2 separate regions of the Homo sapiens genome follow, and region 1 is linked to region 2. A link is an interaction called in ENCODE POLR2A ChIA-PET data of the cell type or tissue named here. Cell type or tissue: GM12878. All regions are shown on one strand. Each heading gives the region's core, and the rest is flanking DNA. Links, peaks and the distances in the headings are about the cores only. Region 1 overlaps LOC105373059 (a long non-coding RNA gene). Region 2 overlaps PARVB (parvin beta).

The links. ChIA-PET counts read pairs that join two places held together with the same protein. Peaks named below come from ENCODE experiments on the same cell type or tissue, not always from the same donor. Only the 100,000 strongest peaks of a DNase experiment are listed, where the experiment ranks them.
Region 1: POLR2A ChIA-PET joins it to region 2 with 8 read pairs; 2 of 35 experiments call an interaction of 5 or more read pairs at or near these places.

The regions. Positions count from the first base shown.
Region 1 is chr22:44,541,730-44,546,110 of GRCh38, reverse strand. LOC105373059 (a long non-coding RNA gene) reads left to right here. Exons shown (of 3, transcript XR_938300.2): 2 at 4,112-4,258. Among named protein-coding and RNA genes, the nearest start is that of LINC00207, 25 kb to the left of the region's middle. RefSeq lists enhancers at 365-918, 1,474-2,028, 2,029-2,583. In GM12878, for the core only: no CTCF peak of the experiment used is centred there; a DNase peak (open chromatin) is centred at 2,550.
Region 2 is chr22:44,169,065-44,173,445 of GRCh38, reverse strand. It overlaps PARVB (parvin beta), which reads right to left. Exons shown (of 13, transcript NM_013327.5): 13 at 507-4,381. It also overlaps a transcript of PARVG not described here. Among named protein-coding and RNA genes, the nearest start is that of PARVG, 9.7 kb to the left of the region's middle. RefSeq lists enhancers at 774-823, 834-1,013, 2,828-3,349. In GM12878, for the core only: no CTCF peak of the experiment used is centred there; no DNase peak of the experiment used is centred there; H3K27ac peaks cover 722 bases.

The sequences.
Region 1 (4,381 bases), core at 166-4,165, 370 kb before region 2:
CTGATCACCGCTCTGGGCTTCTGTCTTCTCAGTCGTCAAATGGGGACACAAGACCCACTGACTTGCTGGGATGCCGAGAGGTGAGGGTCGATCTGTTTCCCCGGCGCCTGACACAGGGTATGCTTTATCAGGGGCTCATGAGTGCGTGCCCTTTCCTCTCCTCCCCCTGCCTCTCCAGCCAAGGAAACCCAGGCTCCCTGGGGGCATTTTCTCAGGAATGTCTCCCAGGCCAAGTCCCCCTTCTAGTTCCACCCTTACTAGCCCCAGAGAATCAGGGCAGGATTGGGGGTTCAGTGAGAACCCAACCTGGGCTAAGGGTGAGGCCGGTTCAGTCCCAATAATAATGGCAAATGTCAGCAGAGCCTGAGCCAAGGGTGTGCTCAACTTATCACATCAAACCTCAGATTAGGTAAATCCTATCAGTCCCATTTCACAGGTAAGGGGAAACTGAGACTCAGAGTCCCACCCAAGGTCACCTGGCTGCTAAAGGGGGAGCTGGAACCCAAACTGCAGGTCCTGAAGGCAAATCCCATGCTCTTCCCTCAATACCCTGCACCCAGAGTGAGCACAGCTCAGGGAGAAGTCCTGAGCCCAGGCTTGAGGGTGACCAGGGTCAAGGTGGAGAGCTGGGCCGGGCCCCCACCAACAACCAGCAGCAGCAGATCCCATGCACCTGAGACCACGAGCAAACAACACGTGCGGGATACCTGGGCCAGGTGTAGCTGATTTGCATATACTGTTTCTAGGCCTCTTGCTGGCCTTTCCTTGGGGCCTGCGCTCAGTCACAGCGAGGGAGGTGGGATCTGAACTCAGGTAAGTGTCACTCCAGGCCACATGCATCCCCTGCTGCAGGCTGCCCGAAGCTCTCCCTTCTTGCTATGGATCCCCGGCAGGGAGCTTAGGGCTGGCACCTGGGCCCGGGTGAGCTGGGTGGAGATGGGCTGAGGTGCCCATGCTGGGCTGTGGGAGGCAATGGCACCCTGTCGAGCCAGGGTGGGCTTGAGCTGGGAAGAGCTGGTCTGAGTGGCTGTGTGGTTCAGAGGCACCTGCTCTGCCTAGCCGTGGTCCACATTTTGTGGGTCACTGTGCCGAAGTCCCACATCCTCCCCGATGTCCTCACTGTCTCCCCTGCTCTGCCCACTTCAGCCCCTAGCACATGTGGAGGGAGCCCCATTGAGTGAGTGTCCCTCTGTGCCACCTGCTTGGATCTAGTCTGGGCTGGACACACTGGGGACAGAGGGGCAGGTCAGGCCCAGGCTCTGCCCTTGACGAGCCTGGGGCACGTAGAGGAGCTGGAACCTGTGTGCTCAGGTATCAGCAGGACATGGGGCTAGGGGGAGCCCCTGGAGGAGGGGATGTTTCAGCTGGGTTATAAAGATGAGTGAAATTTCACCTGGGAAAGAGGAGAGGCCAGTGCATGCTGAGCGTGGGGTGGTGTCAGCAGAGCTCAGCGGAGGGCATCCAGGCTGGACAGGGCTCACCTCCCCGATGCCCCAGCCTCAAGCGTTCTCCCTGCTTCTTCCTGGATTGTGAGGTACCCCGGTGGCTTTAAGCCCCTTGGGTGTGCTGGGCTTACTCCCCTCATCACTACCTTGATCCTGAACCCTTTCCTGTCCCCACCTGCCCCCACTTCCTAACAGATGGCCCCAGGCCTCTCAAATGACACAATGCTGAGCAATGCTGATGATGCAGAGGTAAGAGGGTGTCCTGAGTGAGAGCAGGGACCCTGGAGTCAGGCTGCCACTGTCCCCTCCAGGCTCTGCTTCTCAGCTGTGCAGCCCTGGACAAGTTACTTAACCTCTCTGTGCAAACTAAGAAGGTGTCAGGAAGTCAAGGGCCAGGAGGCTTTCGGGCAGGTGGACTGGGTGGGGTGTGGGGACAGTGGAGGGGGCGGGTAGGCAGTGCAGGACTGAGGCTGACTGAGGCAGGGATGAGTAGTGACAGCTTCTCTGTGTGGCGCCGCCTCAGGGGTGGGGCTGGCTATGGGGTCAGGCCAGGCTGAGGCAGAAATGGAGCCTGGGCTCCGTGGATCCACAGAGCTGCTCTGAAATTGAGAGCCACGCTGTCCCCAGGGTGCACGCTTGGCCCAGCCCAGGCCGGCTCTGGAATCCTGATGGTTGAGTATAAACGTGCTGCAGATAAATGTGGCCTCGCCCTCTGGATGAGGCAGGGGAAGAGGCCCCCGCATGCACAGCAGCCGGCAGAGTGGAACGTGCTGATCCTCTCAGGAAGGGAACCTGGCGATTTCTGCTGCAACTACCTGGTGCACCTACACTTTGACCCGCCAGCCCCACTTGCAGGAATCTGTCCTATAGAAACCCCTGCCCCGCCCCCCGCCCGCCCCCGCCGAGCACCCCTCCGGACAAGAGCGTCCAGGCGAGGAAATTCACAAAGCATGACTTACAGTAGCAAAAAATAGAAATAGCCCCTAAGTCGATCAATAGGGGGCTGACTGGATAAAGTGTGGAGCAGAAGAAACTTAAAGACTGCCATTTGTCAATAAGACTATGCCCCTAAGTGAAAACAGCCACTCAAAGCGCTACACTCTGAGTAAGAACATAGATTTGCTATATTTGCATAAAGAAACACTTTCGGAAGATGCAAAGAGAAATGAATGAAAACGACAACTTCAGAGGCAGGGGCAGAGTGTGGGAGCCTGCCTAATATTATAACATAGAAGTTAATTTGTGTTTTGAATGGAGTTATATTTATTGTTTATTTGAAAGCTTTAAAGAGTAAAATAAGAACGTTCATTAGAAAGCTCCCCTTAAGAAAAGCATCTGATTTTCTCCACGTTCTGCTTTTGCTATGAGCCATTCTCTCAGCCCCGCCTGACTTGGTGATGTTCCTGGGCCGTGGGGAATGTGAGATGCTGAGTGGATGCCCACGTGGGGTCCAGGTGGGCAGAGGGAGAGTCTGAGAGGGCAGGGATGGCTGCTCCCCGGCCAGGGAATGCTGCGGAAACTGGCAGCCAGAAGCGAGGGATGCTCATGTGCAGGGACTATATAGCTTCCCCTTTAATCTGGAGAGCAATGCCTTGAAGGAGGCTCTGTGATGCCCATTTCACAGATGAGTAAACCGAGGCTCCTAAAGGTGAAGTGACTTGCCCAAGGCCACGTGGCTGCGAGGCAACAGGATGATAAGTCGAACCCAGATCAGTCTTCCTCTGCAGCCCGCACTGCTGGCCAGGGAGCTGGGACCCAGGAGCCCGGCAGTCACACACAGGGAAGGGGGAAGGGGCTGCTCAGAGCGGTGGAGCTCAGCCTCCCACTTCATGCCCACGTGGGTTCTGCCCCCGTCTGTTCAGGCTCAGAGCAGGGGCCAACCTTAAAGGCTCTGATGCATCTGGCTGGGGTTAAGGCTGAGCCTGAGAAGGTTCTGGAGCAGAGCCAGAGCCAGAGCGGAGGCACATCACTGTGGGCAGAGCTGAAATGAACAGGTGCAGGGCACAGACACAGGAGCCTGGCATGGAGCAGGAGGCTGAGGCTCCTCCTGGCCAGATGCCAAAGAGAGGTGAGGGGCTGACACTGATGCCCCTGCCTGAGAGCCATGACAAGGAGAGGTAGAGCAGAGCCTGCCAGGCTCCATCTCCCCATACACTGAGAACAACTGCTCCCTTGCTTGCCGATCATTCTTTTTTTTTTTTTTTTTGAGATGGAGTTTCGCTCTTGTGGCCCAGGCTGGAGTGCAATGGCGCGATCTCAGCTCACCGCAACCTCTGCCTCCCAAGTTCAAGTGATTCTCCTGCCTCAGCCTCCCAAGTAACTGGGATTACAGGTGCCCACCACCATGCCCAGCTAATTTTTGTATTTTTAGTAGAGATGGGATTTTATCATGTTGGCCAGGCTGGTCTTGAACTCCTGACCTCAGGTGATCCACCCGCCTCGCCTTCCCAAAGTGCTGGGATTACAGGCGTGAGCCACTGCACCTGGCCGCCAACCATTCTTAAGGTCTGCCGTGAGCGCGCCAGCCGGTGTCTCCCCCACATCTCCCTCATGGGCCCCAGTGGTGGGAGTTCGTCCTTTCTGCAAAGTGAAGCACTCGAACCTCTGCACATGTTCTTGACCACCAAGGATTTGAGGCTAACAAAGTGCTCTTGTATCTGGCATAGGTTTTGTGAAATTTCCCTCTGAGGCTGCTACTCTGATGGTTGGTGTTTCTGGACTGACTGCAAGAGGCCATCCTGGTGGGGCTGGACCCCCTTAGCTCTGGCTGATGAAGCCACTGCTCGGGACACCCAGAATCTTGGCTCCTCCAGGTACATCAGCCTGCATGGGTACGGGTGCACTGTCTGTGAGCACTGACTGTGTGCTGAGGCCTGGGCAGATCTTGGGTGGGGACACAAGCAGCCCTATGGCTCTCATAACTCCTGTGCCTGCAA
Region 2 (4,381 bases), core at 253-4,252:
TGACCTGTGCCAAGGAGAGTTTATGGCAGGGCCAGCACGGAGGGCAGGCCACCATCTCCGCCACACAGGGGTTCCTTGCCTTTCAGAGTCAACAGCGGTCACTTACTGGTCAGCATGCAAGGCCCAGTGACGTCACATCATGAAAAGTAAGGAGACCACCTCCATGTGTCATGCAGCCTGTGCTCCTGGCCGCTAGCTTTGTGCACGTATGGTCTGGACCCAGGCAGAGGGGCAGATGAGCCTTTATTACTCACCTGCAGCTGTGACTCTGCTGCCCTCTTCTCCTTGTGGTCCCAGCAGAAGTTTGGGGTTCCCAAAGTCCCATCCCCCACAAAGGGCTGTGAACCAGCTCTTCCCCCAGCTCCTGTCCAATTGGAAGGTCCCGGGAAGCAGCGCTGGGTGGAGTCACAACGCCCTGGCACCTGTTCCTTCGCTGGCACCATCCATGACTGCTAAATGCATGAAAGATTAAAACAGCAGCCAAACAAAGACGGTGGACAGGCCCATGCTCACGAGGTCTTTATTGGAATAAATAACAGCATACTGTGACGCCACGTGGCATTGTCCTAACCGCATCCCTGGCGGAAGAAGTGTTTGCCCGGTGTTGCAGTGAGCTCCTGAAAAGCGCTTGCTTCCTGCACTCAGCCAGGTGGGCCTGACAAACAGCATGGCCAGGGTTTTCGTGGCTTTTATATAACATCCAGAAATCCAAAGTAAACATTGCTTAAAACAATTAAGAAGACAGTAAAATACTGGCACACAAAACAGGGGGAAAGGATTCAGTTGCTTTAAAATAAAATTGCTCTTTGTCACCAAGACAATTAGGACACCACGGCCCAGCGGGACTCTGGGCTCGGTGCTTGCATAACACTGTGTGGGCGTCAAAGGGGAACTGAAGCTGCGGGAGGCTCCCCTAGCTGGTGTGGGTTGAGAGACACGTCACATGGAGAAGGAGAATCAGCAAATACCTTCCTGCCCTTGTCCGAGCGTCCACTTGGGCCTTGCAGGCCTGAGACCCCTTTGTGCTGGGACGTTTGTCCCCATGGGTGGACATACTTGGCCTTGCTTTCACTCAGTTCCTATGGACCAGGGTTCCTCTTCAAAGAACCATTCACTGAAAACGTGGTGCCGGGAGGAGGAAGGGTCCCAGAATTTCTCTGAACTAAGAACCAAGAGCAGCAGCAGACGGGGCATCTCACACCCAAGCCTCATGTCCCAGCAGCCATTCATCCCAAGCCTATAGGAATCGAGTTCACCCTGAATTCTGCCTTGGAACTGGCCCCTTGCTGCATCTGTCCAGGCCATGCTATGAATTCAGACTCAAACTGATGGTGAATGGAGAAAAATGAGGAGTCGAGCCTAATGGGGCCCTTCCCAGGTATGCAAAAGGCACACCTACACCTTTGAACCAATTGGAAAAGAATGTGGACAAAAGATCACATCCAAGCCGGGTGCGGTGGTGTGCACCTGCCGTTCCAGGGACTCAGGATACAGAAGTGGGTGGATCACTTGAGCCCAGGAGTTCAAGGCTGTAGTCTGTAGTCTGCTATGTGTGTGTCTGTGAATGACCACTGCACTCCAGCCTGGGCAACGCAGTGAGAACTTATCTCAAAAAAAAAAAAAAAAAAAATCACATCCTTTGCTGGAAACATCGCCTTTAAGGGTCCCTGTTGTGAAACACAAGTGCCCATGTAGCTTCCCCACAGATCTTATGATTCCTTTTACTGTTCGACTTGAAACCCACAAGAGTGTGACGTGGGCATGAGGATAGGCATGGGTTTACTGGTTTACTAGATGGGGGCCGCCAGGACCTCCCTGAGAAGCTGAAGCCCCCTCCCACAGTAACCGTCCTCTCCCCTCTGATGACACAGAATGGGCCAGGGCTGCTCATTTTGGCTGAAAATCACAGCTCTGTTCTTTTCTTTTTCTTTTTTCTTTCTTTTTTTTTTTTGAGACAGAGTCTCACTCTGTTGCTCAGGCTGGAGTGCAGTGGCATGATCTCAGCTCACTGCAACTTCCACCTCCTGGGTTCATGCAATTCTCCTGCCTCAGCCTCCCGAATAGCTGGGATTACAGGCATACATACCATGCATGGCTAATTTTTGTATTTTTAGTAGACATGGGGTTTCACCATGTTGGCCAGGCTGGTCTCGAACTTCTGACCCCAAGTGATCCACCTGCCTCAGCCTCCCAAAGTGCTGGGATTACAGGCGTGAGCCACCGCACCTGGCCAAGCTCTGTTCTTTTCAAATCCCAATCCCTGGGAAGGCACAGTGCCCTCTCCAGGTCCACCTGTGAGCAGGGCAAGGCTGGGCCACTCCACCAGCTCCAGGGGGCCGCGGTCCTGTACATGCCATGCAGGCAGCACAGAACGTTCCAGCCCCAGGCTTTTTGTCAGTGTGGCTTTTGAATGTCACTGCATCCCGCAAGAGACACCGTAATGCTGTTTTAATTATTTCTTTCCCCTGCTGGGAAATCACCTCCATCAAAATGGCTATTCTGAACCCATCCCCAGCCTAGCAACAGCCGGAACTGAGAGGGAATATTAAACTGTTTTCTAAAACTTCGGTGTTGGCATTCGATTTCATATCAAAACTTACTCCAAAGCTCTGATCTGCGGCAGGAAGACAAAAAGCTAACAAGATCAGAAAGGCCAGGCTCACTACGGAGAATGCTGAGAGATGCCAAGGAAGGGGGCTGCTTTGCAGCAGGTGCACCCCAGGGGGTCAGCGGGTCATCACCCTGGGAAGGAGCTGGGGGAGGGGGGGGCGCCACAGCGAGGGACTGACTGCGACCAGAGGCCAGCCCAGAAAGCATGGCCGATGGGATCCCCAGTTCTCTGCAGAGCTGGGGTGAGCGAGGGGGTGAACAACCCATAACTGAGTGAGCAGCGACTCCTTTTATAGGATACTCTAAGGGAGATGCTCTCAGGGCTACAGGGAGAGTAACATGAACACTTCATATCCTCCCGGTACAAGGCAAATTATGCCCCCCACAAATCCACATGCTGAAGTCCTAACCCCAGCACCTCTGATGTGATGGTATTTGGAGACAGGGTCTTTATGGAGGTAATCAAGATTAAATGAGGTCATATAAGTGGGCCCTAATCCAATAGGACCGCAGCCCTTCTAAAAAGAGGGGTGCAGGCTGGGCATGTCCGCTCATGCCTATAATCCCAGCACTTTGGGAGGCTGAGGTGGGTGGGTCGCTCAAGCCCAGGGGTTTGAGAACAGCCTGGGCAACATGGTGAAACCCCATCTCTACAAAAAATACAAAAATTAGATGGGCCTAGTGGTGTGCACTTGTGGTCCCCGCTACTTGGGAGGCTGAGGTGGGAGGATCAATTGAGCCTGGGAGATCAAGGCTGCAGTGAGCTGAGATGGCACCACTTTACTCCTGGGTGACACAGTGAGAACTTGTCTCAAAAAAAAAAAAAAAAATAGGCTGGGCACAGTGGCTCACGCCTGTAATCCCAACACTTTGGGAGGCTGAGGCAGGCAGATCATGAGGTCAGGAGATCAAGACCATCCTGGCCAACATGGTGAAACCCCGTCTCTACTAAAAATACAAAAATTAGCCAGGTGTGGTGGCACCTGCCTGTAATGCCAGCTACTTGGGAGGCTGAGGCAGGAGAATCGCTTGAACCTGGGAGGCAGAGGTTGCAGTGAGCTGAGATCACACCACTGCACTCCAGCCTGGTGACAGAGCGAGACTCTGTCTCAAAAAATAAAAACAAAAATAAAAAATAAAATAAAAGAGGCGGTGAGGACACAGACACACAGAGGGGAGACCATGTGAAGACACGGGGAGAAGCCGGCATCTACAAGCCAAGGCGAAAGGCCTGAGGATGTAATTCTCTGATGTCTGAGCCACTCCCCTGTGGCACTTTACTACACAGTGCCAGTGAACCAATGCACCCCCCTCATTTTAAAGTTTCCAAAGATGCATTCATTCCCAAAAAGGGCCTCTGAAGGGGAAAGCTGTGACCCAAGCTGTCTCAAGCAGCACAATTAGAGCCATCTCCAGACCCAGCCCCTCAACCACAGCAAGAAATTAAGAAACGTCCCCAGCAGACAGCTCCTTTCAAGGACTGTGGGAGCTGGGCCATCCTGAGTCTTGGATGTTTGTGCAAAACCTACATTAAAACGAGTGACCAAGAAGTGATAGGAATGTGGGTGGAGGACACCCATGTCACATCTAAGCTTCTGGGACTTTAAAGTTTTTCAAACTGCAAAACCCTTTTATTTTTAATAAAAGGCCTCACTTCCAAGGAGAGCCCAGCCCAGGAGATCCCCGGTGAATCGTCAAGCCTGGGTCCTCGGGGAGCCGGCGTTCCTGCTGAGCTGATGTTGTACTTCTGAAGGCCTGTGATCGCTAACTG